Regions from separate parts of the Homo sapiens genome. Here region 1 is linked to region 2. A link is an interaction called in ENCODE POLR2A ChIA-PET data of the cell type or tissue named here. Cell type or tissue: MCF 10A. All regions are shown on one strand. Links, peaks and the distances in the headings refer to the core of each region. The heading gives the core; the rest is flanking DNA. Region 1 overlaps NFIB (nuclear factor I B). Region 2 overlaps NFIB (nuclear factor I B).

Region 1 (5,389 bases), core at 262-5,261, 110 kb after region 2:
TTCTTCCTCCCTACACACACACACACACACACACACACACACACACACACACGAAGACATCCATTAATATTAAGAACAGTCTTCCGTAATGTTTTTCAGAATTTCTCAGGGGCTTAGGAGGGCGGCAGCCGTGCCAAAATTACAAGCTTTCCTCTAGTCAGAAGGGATGTCTTTTCAAAGCCCAGCCCTCATTTTTCAGTCTGATGTAAGTAAATTTACCTCTGTGTGCTGGGCTGAGCAGCTTTTCTTTGTCGTTTTTGTTTTTCTAATAGCTGCTGCTCTGGCAGAGCTATTCATTTCAAAGGGAAGTTAGAAGCATTCTTCACTCTTCCCCTTTTAGATTATTTGCAGTTACTGACTCTTCTGAAATCTTAGATTTGAACAGAAACCTAAAGCACAGCACCATTTTAAAACAGCAAATCACCAGCATTCCTGGGATCACATTTCTCTAGAGCAACTATCCAACATGAGGCACAAGAACTAAGTCGAACTGGGCTAAAATTGACAAAATTAAAGACAAAAGAATTATCTCTTTTAAAAATTGGGGCCTACTGTGCTCTGACAGCATGCTAAAGGACAACCATCGTTTGGAAACATTGTTTCAGAACCAGAGAAGAGGTGGTGGAGTTCTGTTTGCCAGTTAGCTAAATTAACTGATTTCTTAAGAAATCCAAGTGAACTGTATAGTAAGGTGGTCAATTTTTGGAAACATTGTTTAGGCAACAGATAAGAGATAGTGAGGTTTTGTTTTGAAGTTAATTTACTTCATGAGAAAGTCAAATCAACAGTCATAGACCATGAAGCTGATAAGATCTATGATAAAATCCAGTGGGCGAACTATCAGTAAGTTCTTAATTTGCCCACGTCCCAGTGTATTCAACGGGCTTCAGTTGGCAATGGCTGGACCTTGCTCTTGTTACTTCTGAAGGGAGTTGTTTTACGTGGACAAGGCCAGGATCATGGTCTCTGAGTGCTCCAAGGGGTTAACCTCTGTGAATTCTACTTCTGTGTCACATATTTAAATGAGTAACTTAGAGTTCAATATCTTTGTGTTCAACTAAAGTCAACTTCTTCTTTATCAGCCAACATTCTCTTACTCTAATCGTTGAACACACTTGAATTCATATCAGTTCTGGGATTTTCGTAACCATCAATCATAAAGTCATAGTAAGAAGAAGAATAAAGCGATATCAGTGCAGTTGAGGCAAACAGGGAAGAAAAAGTGCACGGCGCCATGGTTAGGATATCATGCCAGGCTAGGAAGACTCTCATTAACATCTCCTGAGTCATCCCATTCACAAGCAGTATCCTTGAAGAATGATATCTGTGTATATAAGTGAAAACCCTATCACACCCAGGGGCTTATATCCTTGGCATCTTAATTTCCTAGTTGTGAGTACTTATCTAAAAGGACATGAGTATAATGCTATCCTATATGGCATACTAAGAAACTGATGTAAAACTAAGTCTGCAGGAGAAAAGAGATGCTACATTCCTGTGGCAATTTTCAAATGGCACTAAAAATAGATAAATACGGCAGTAAGAACTAAGTCCCTCCTCCCTCACTTCCCTATCTCTATTTTTCTTTTACATTTGTGTGAATTCAGTAACCATAATCTATCTAATCCTATTATGCCAAAAGACTAAAAGTTGTTGATGTTCAAAACTCTACCAGTATACCAAAAACTCTGAAACTAGGAAGGAAAAAAAAAAAACTTTCTTACCCTTAACCAAAAATGAAGAGTCTCTCAAGCATATATGGATAGCTTGACAAATTACCAATTTATACTGAAATATGAGAAGATGTTCACTAAGAATTACATGACTAGATACTGCAGGGGTTTTTTGTTTTGTCTTGTCAAGCAAAAAAGGTCTAGGTTTGCCATACTCCATTTTTTGGTATGAGGTGGTGAATCAAGCACAAATTTTCTTTGGACTTAAAACATTTAAAATGCAGTGGAAAAACAGTTGGGGAAAAGATACTGTTCTTAATCCCCAGATCTAGACTATCTGTTGGGGTAGTTGCTTCCCAATCCTATTTTCTCAATTGTAAAATGGAAACAATATCTTATCCAATTGAAATAAATATTAAATAAGATACTTTAAACAAAAGATAAAGGTGCTTTACAATTTACAAGTATGAGGTATAACTTAAACAGCTAACTGGAAGACATTAACATAATCTACATAGAATGACCTTCAGAGCAATATGGTTTGCAATTTAAGGAATGAAAGGAAGATAAATTGTAATACAAATGTACCTTTCTCAGAGAAGGCTGAAAGGTACAACGCCAAAGGCATTATCTGCGGACTCAGGCTTCAGATTACCTTTGCCACTTCCTACATGTGAAATACTGGGTAACTTATTGTAAAATTCTGTGAGCTCTAATTTTCTCATCTTTAGATGAGTAATAATAATATCTATCTTGTGAAGGTTCCTGCAATATTTAAATAAAATACTACACATAGAAGTATCTGACTTTAAAAATAATATTCATGCGAGGGAAAGCTGATCACACGAAAGGTTTCTTAGGGACTGTTTGCCTTCCATATCTGTCTTATTAATATAGCTTCATGCAGTCACCTAAATATCTTCAAGTATTGTAAACTGAATTCAGATTATGTGCTTTTTTAAAAAGTACATCTTTTCTATATCAAGCAGAAATCAGGCCACAAAAAAATACTTCTGTAAAAAGCTTAGGAAAGAATAATTTTTCAATTCAGGAAATTTCTTCATGGTGCTACGAAGAACTTTTCTTGTACTGAACTGCTATTTGTGATCCACCTGTTAAAAAAAGCTCAAAACACATTTCAAAAACAAATAGAATGCTTAAACTTTCTTAAAAGACAGAATGTTTTACATGTTGTATTTTGAGGAGATTTTTTTTAAATAACAAGTTTTTACTTACTCATCTTTAAAATAAAAGAGAAAGTAACTGCCCAAGAAACAGCCTTATCTTTTGCTTTCTACAATTCAGAATTTTGAAAGAAATCCTCAAATCCTCCAAACAAGTGTAATACACATGGTTTGCTGGCAGAATTTATTCCAAGCATCTCCAGGCAATATGCATGTGCACCCGCGCACACACGTGCACGCACACACAGACACACACACACACACACACACACATTTTTGAATCATTAAGTCATTTGGAAGAATCTCCAGAAGTGTGCCGAGGCATGTTTTTGGTGTTTTGCCAAATTATGTGCTTCTGTTTGTGGCTTTCAAATATGGATTAGACAGACGCACAAGCATGTACTGTTTGGCAAGTAGCGACAATGGTCTAGTCTGAATTTAGTAATTTAAGCTTTTCATTAGTCCTCGTAGGTGAAAGAAAGAATTAACAACAACTTGTTTGAGCTCTATCTTTATATCCCTTTGTCATCCATTCCTGTTCACTTGCCATAGATTAGAAGCCAAAGGAATTTCAGATGTCCTCTGCAGATAGACCTAAAGTAAGGGCTTCAAACAGGGGGTTCAAATGTCAAGTACATTTAAGCTGGAACTTGAACTTTTACTCATCCTTACTCTAAGGCTATAACTCTGCTTTTCTGAGTTCCCCATTGTACTTGAACATCCAGTGTACCCTCCTTTTTTCTCACAAAAAGTACAGATAGAAATTACCTAAAGAGATAAAAGGTCACTTGAGATTTCTGTTTCTCGTGACTTGAAATTACCATGCACAACAGTAGACTTCTACATGGCAAAGCGCTCACAAAGATGTTTCTGTCTCCTGTGATGATCTCTGGGGGAAGCTATGTCCCTGCCACCCTGCCTCATGCTGTAGTCACTCTAAACTTCAGAGACCAGCATCTTACGACCATGAGTTTTGGTGCTAAGTTCAGAAAAATTAATCCTAAACTGTCACAACCATCCTGATGACCAGTATGTCTTTCTAATTAGAATCAATGCAGTAATCATTATAATTGGCAGTCCCTCCCCAGATCACGTGGAGAACACCATGGGAAGTGCAGTTGACTTGCAGTATTTGATATTTTCTTCTGTTGGTAGGTAAAAGTAATCTGATGTCCAACAGAAAAGTTCACAGGAACCATGAGGTAAAAAGGACCAAATGTTGACAGTGGTCCATTGTTAATTGAGTCGTGCGAAGCTACAGAAAGATTAGTTTATACAGCTGCTGTTATTTGTCATAACATTCCTAACAAGATACACATGTTCAATCAGTCTTATTTTGCACCTCCAAAACTGGGCCATCCAATGGTCTGAAACATGTGGAAATCAAAAGCAACAGTGTACAGAAGGAAGACCATGTATCCCCTCAGGCTGCCTCAATGGCTGAGGAAAGAAAAGAGGCGAGCCCCTGAGTGAGCGGAGCCTAGAATGTTTGGGTTTGGAGGTTAGTGAGTAAAACATGAACAATGAATGTGGGCGGGAAGCTGGGACAGAACCCTGTTAGGGTCATTACTAAGGTATAATGTTATTGACTGTTTTGTGGGGAATTTAGACTTTTAACCCCACCATGATTCAGAAGCAGTGACTTTCTTGGGACAAACTGAAAAACGAACTGGGGGAAAATAATTCCAGTCAGAGCACAAAGCTAACCATGTCACTTGTCCACTGTATTTTCCAGCAGTAGAACTTCACGCTACTTATAAACTACAGGCATACTGAGGGGAAAAAAATGTGTTAACTAACTTTAGGAAACTTTCACTCAAACACCTAAGCTGAAAGTCCACAATAGGTTCAATACAAAAACATTATCAGTACTATCTATAAAACAGGTGTTAAAAATAAGGTGTTTCTTATCCTCAGGAATTTTTCATTTTAGTGAGGTAGGGAGAAAAATATATGCATACACACACAGAGAGAGAGACGGACACAGAGAGAGTGTGCCTACAATTCACAAAGCCCTTTCACACACGTTATCAAAATTTATCCTCAGGAGTGATTGTTAACAATGCCATCATTATACAGACGGCAAAACCGAAGCACAAGTCCCAGTCACTGGTAATGGAACCAAAAATGGAAGCCCCGTCTTCCCATCATATCCCCTACCTTTTCTACGATAATAAGAGGATATTACATCTACTAATCACTATGATGAAAAAAGTACATCATGCCTGGAAACTGAATCCTGTTTTCAACACTGATAACTAGATTCTCCAAGTTGTATCCCCTTCCCACTACTTTCACACAAACATTTTACCTAAGACTTGACCACCTGAGATTGAGACCTTATTAAATCCTCATCAAAAAGGGAAATTAAGGCTAACAGTGATCAGACTGCTCCATAGAGAAGGCAGGTCAAAAGGTACGACTTCAAAGAAAGACCCTCAAGGCAACAGAGATCGATATAATTTACTTCAGACAATAAAACATAAATCTAATTTGAAGGATGTTGCTCATCTACAACTCAAAGCACCTAAG
Region 2 (5,389 bases), core at 151-5,150:
AATTAGCAAAGAGAAAAGAAAACACAATAAATAAGAATGCAATCAAGGCAGCAAAAATAAGAAAATAGGATGTAAAAATATATAATAATATGAAGTAAAATATAAGGGATAAAATAAAATACATAAATCACTACAATAAATGTATATGGACTGAATTTTCCCATAAAGGGAGTTTAGGTCAACTGAAAAATACAAAATCCAACTGTTTTCAAGAAACACACCTAACACAAAATGATAATAAAGAGAACAAAAAGTTGTAAATAAATGGGTAGGCAAAGAGAAATCAGGCAAATTCAAACAAAAAGGAAGCAGTATCAGCAACGGTTAAGAGAAAACTTAAGCTGAATTACAACAAAGATAATTATAAATGGATAAAAGGCACAATTAATAAAGAAGATAAATCATAAACCCCACATGCACCAAAAAATATTATGAATACAATCTATTAAAATACAAGAAACTTTATAAAAAATAAAGTCACAGTGAGAATTTTTACTATTAATGTATCTTTTTAAGAATTGAACATGACTGTTAGACAAAGACTAACTTCATATCATTCAAATACAAATTATATTTTACTGATATGTTCATGGAACTTCTAAAAACATCGATCATGTTTTTGACCAAAGAGGCAACTTTAACAAATCCCTAAAAGTACAGACTTTTAAGGCCATACTGTCTCATCTTTGGCAAATAAAAGTAAATAATAAAAAAATGACTGAATTATCTCAACTACCTAGAAATTAAGAAAATAAACCATGAACCAAAGAGAAAAATCAAAAGGGAAATTATAAACTATCTAAAAAGCAATGAAAAGAAAAAGAAGAAAGAAAGAAACCCATTACTTACCATAAAAGAAAGAACAGCATCACAACCACCCCAAAAATTAAAAAGATGAAATTAAACATAAAAGCTGAAATTAACAGAATAGAAAAAAAGAAATATTTAAAAAAATAAATAAAACAAATGACTCTCTAAAAAGACCAACAAGACAGAAAAACCACTTCCATGCCTGATTAAGGGAAAAAGAGAAAGTAAAAATATACAAGTATAGTCATGAATGGCTTAATGGCAGGGACACATTCTGAGAAATGTGTTAATAGGCAATTTCATGGTTGTATGAACATCACAGAGTGTACTTACACAAACCTAGATGGTATAACCTACTACACACCTAGGCTATATGCATGAAATTGCATATAGCTCCTAGGCTACAAACCTGTATAGCATACTACTGTACTGATACCGTAGGGGATTTTAAGACAATGGTATGTGTGTATCTAAACATATCTGAACATAGCAAAGGTACCATAAAAATATTATAATCTTATGGGACCACTGCCATATGTAATCTGTCTTCGACTGACCTATCATGATGTGGTACATGACATACAAATATAAAAAGAAGACATAACCATAGAAATCAAATACATTAAAACAATTATGAGAGAATAATACATACAACTTATTGACTACAACTTTGAAAACTTAAATGGGCAAGTATTAGTAAACTAAAAGTAACCAAAATTGAGCAGAGAAGTGTAAAACCTGAGTGGACCGATTATCCTAGTGTAGTGGTTGCCAAATTTGCTGAACACTGGAACCATCTGGGATTCTTGAAAGCAGTTTATGTTTGGCTTCCAACCCCAGCTATTCTGATTTAATTGATATGGGGTGAGACCTGGACATGAGAACTCTTTTAAAAGTTCCCCCAAGTGATTCAAATGTACAGCAAAGTTTGGGAATCACTATGACACCACATTCAGAATGTGGTTCCAGAGCCACTAGCACTGGCATAACTGGGGAGCTTATTAGAAGTGAAGAAGAATAGGCTCTACCCCAGACCCTCAGAATCAGAATCCACAGCTTAATGAGATCTGCAGGTGATTCATAAGTGTACTTAAAAATTTGACAATCCTAGAACATACTAGAAATGTGAGTAAGAACCACCTTTGAAAACAGCACCAGGTCCAGGCGAGTGCACAGCTGGATTTTATGTATCCTTTATCTAGTCTTTAGGTTCCAATGTTATTTACACTCTCCCAGGCCTTAGGAAATAAGACAAGCTTCCTCATGAAGAACACTTTCTTATAAGCCTCTATGAGGCCAGCAAAACTTGAATACCTAAATTTGTAGCCTCTCTCATCGAAACAAAACAATGAACCAACCAATGAAAGATCAAGCACACAAGTAAATGTGACTTCAAGATGCCTAAATAAAATATGAAATTGAATACAGCAATATTATCAAAAGAACAATACACTATTATAATCAGGGTTTATTCCATGAATGAGTGCAGCTCACTATGAGAAAAGCTATCATTACGATAGAGGAAAAAGTCATATGACCATATCAAGATGCTGAAAATGTACTTGACACCAAGAGGCAGGCTTACCTAATAATAAATCTAAGCACAAATAGAGACAAAGCAAATAATACAGACTCTTCAGCAAAATTCAACAATAAATTATTCTAAAAGGGGAACACTAGTCTGTCATTCCTATTTTCCCAACCTCCCCAGCCTCCTCCTCTTTGCAGCCCTTAAAAATGTAATCTGGAAAAAAGCCAGTCACAAAAAGACAAATACTGTATAATTCCACTTACATGAACTATCTAGGGTAGTCAAACTCATAGAAACAAAGTCACATGGTGGTTGCCAGGGGCTGGGGAGAGTAGGGAATGGAGAGCTGTTATTTAACAGGTATTGAGTTTCAGTTTTGCAAGATGAAAAGTTTCTGGAGGTTGGTTGCACAATGACGTGAATACATTTCACACTACTGTATTGTACACTTAAAAATGGTTAAGATGACAAATTTAATGTTACGCGTATTTCACTAAAATTTAAAAATGCAGTCTAAAATTTTGGACCCAGATTGTTAACCACATTCTTGTTTACATATATTCAAGAACAATCTTTTACATTGACATTTATGTCTGTCATCTTATTTATAACAATTACTTGGTCATAATTCTCACCTTAATTGTTACTATTCTCATGATTAGTCTCTATCTATATTTTTATTCATATATTTATGGTTATACTTTCCTGTTCTTAATTTTTTTATTGAGTCATCACATTGCCAGTCAGAATAGGTATTCAAGTAACATTTTTGCAAATAAAATGAGGAACTCTATTTTTTGATACCATGAGTAATAAAGAATATATTTCCATTGCCTTTGACTGTAGGTGAAACTCCTTGAGTGAAAAACAATGTTTTTTCCATCACAATTTCAAGTATTCTCCCACTGTCTCCTGTTATTTAATGTCGATAAAAGGAAATCTAGAAGTAACTTGTTTTTCATCCAGGACATTTCAAAATTTTCTTCATCCACGAAATGTAAAAATTTCAACAGGATATATTTAGATACAAGCCTCTCATTATGTGGCTGGAATAGCATTAGTCCTTTTAATCCACATAGATAATTTTTAGCTCATCAAATTTTTCTCCATTTGTCTTTGATCCTACATCCTCCAATTTCTCCACAATGAACACCTAAATAAACCTTGAATTTTCTATTCTCTCATCATCAACCCTTTTCTCATCATCTTAACCTCTGTGTTTCCTCTGCTTCTGGAATAAGTATCTTGGGGTTGTCCTCTATATCAATGCTTTTTTCCACAGTATCAGTGCTGTTTCTTACTCCTCCGATGCAATTTTAACGCTATGAAAGCAATTTAGTTTTTCTTGATATTCTTCCTCATCTCACAGAATACCGCATTTATTGAAGCTATTCTTTTGTAGGTTCACTTTTCGTATAAGTCTTCTGGGTAAACATTTTCTCTGGAATTTTTTTCTAGTTCTTTATTTTCAAAGATATGTCCTCGTGGTTCTTGATCATATCCCATTTCCCTTGTTCCTCCATATTTTCTCACCAAGGGCATATTGTTGTGTGTGTGTGTCGGGGGGGGGGGGTTCCCCTTTTTAACATATTCAGTAATGTAAACTAATTGGAAGAGACAGAAAACAGATCAATAAGTCATCTGAAGATGAGGGTAGACGAAACCTTTGGGATTAGAGGAAACGTCATCATCCTTGAGTGTGGTACTGATTTCATGAGTATATGCATACGTCAGAACTGGCTGGGTGTGGTGGCTCATGCCTGTAATCCCAGCACTCTAGGAGGCCGAGGCAGGTGGATCACTTGAGTCCAGGAGCTTAAGACCAGCCTGGACAACATAGCGAAACCCTACATCTACTAAAAATACATAGCATGGTGGTACGCGCCTCTAGTGCCAGCTGCTCAGGAGGCTGAGGCATGAGAATTGCTTGAACCTGGGAGGCAGGGGTTGCAATGAGCCAAGATCACACCACTGCACTCCAGACCGGGCAACAGAGTGAGATGCTGTCTCAACAAAACAAAACAAACAAACACATATGTCAAAACTCATCTAACTGTACACTATATATATGCAACTTATTGTATGCTATTATACCTCAATAAAGTTAGCAAGTGACCTATAAAGAGTGGTTTCCAAATTTTCAAAAAGTGCTATTTCCACAGCACAAAAAGAATCACAAGTGAATCAGAAACATTCAGTGTAATCAGGAATATTTTTGAAGGTATGAATTACAACAGTCAGGTATTTTTTTGCAGCTTCTAGAATGTTATCTTACCAGGTTCCTCATTCATGGTCAAGTGAACTCTAAGAACACTGTAGTATACTCCCTAGTAAACAAAAGCACAAAAGCAGCAAACAGGACTTCTCTATAATTTGTCAAACTGGGAGAAGAGAAACTCTATCCACCTGAGATTAGTATTCTGAATCAGCAATTATATTGGAGTGCTACAATTCTCAGTCAGATACCTCTCTACAAAATTCATCATCAGTATGCTACATAAGATGAGGAGTTCAGAAAAATATTCCAAATAATCATGTCTAGGATGTGGTATACCTACAGGGCATAAGAGGATCACTGTAAGTATCTCCGCAGAAGTACCCGCTTTTTCTAGGCCTAGGTCAGGTTCTGAGTAAGGGAATGATCCCACACACTGCAAGAACAGGTTATTTATTTAGTCTATTATTGGTCTAAGCCTCTGCTTCATAAATCTTGGACATTGTCTGTAGGTAGGCATTGCCTTGGATGATAGGTATACAAAAAAGAAGAATGCAATACTCACCCAAAGGGGCTCAGAATTCATTAAGGGGAGTAGATGCGAAAATAGAGATAAAATAGTGCACTAAATGCTAGTACTGTAAAACAGCACTGCAGAGAGGCTCTGAAGAAGTCTCACTGAGGAGGTGACAAGGGAGTACAAGCATTCTAGGCAGAGAAACAACATGAGCAAAGATACAAAGAAGCAGCACACGGCTAACGCTAAAGGCATAGTCCATGTGTGCAACGGACAAATCATGAAGGGTCATATTGTATGTCATGCTAACGAGCTA

Evidence for each region. ChIA-PET counts read pairs that join two places held together with the same protein. Peaks named below come from ENCODE experiments on the same cell type or tissue, not always from the same donor. Only the 100,000 strongest peaks of a DNase experiment are listed, where the experiment ranks them.
Region 1: POLR2A ChIA-PET joins it to region 2 with 6 read pairs; 4 of 35 experiments call an interaction of 5 or more read pairs at or near these places.

What each region holds. Positions count from the first base shown.
Region 1 is chr9:14,274,240-14,279,628 of GRCh38, forward strand. The region is part of intron 2 of NFIB (nuclear factor I B); the gene reads right to left. Among named protein-coding and RNA genes, the nearest start is that of NFIB, 37 kb to the right of the region's middle. RefSeq lists enhancers at 1-179, 180-779. In MCF 10A, for the core only: no CTCF peak of the experiment used is centred there; a DNase peak (open chromatin) is centred at 3,192.
Region 2 is chr9:14,163,182-14,168,570 of GRCh38, forward strand. The region is part of intron 3 of NFIB (nuclear factor I B); the gene reads right to left. Among named protein-coding and RNA genes, the nearest start is that of NFIB, 150 kb to the right of the region's middle. In MCF 10A, for the core only: no CTCF peak of the experiment used is centred there; a DNase peak (open chromatin) is centred at 2,700.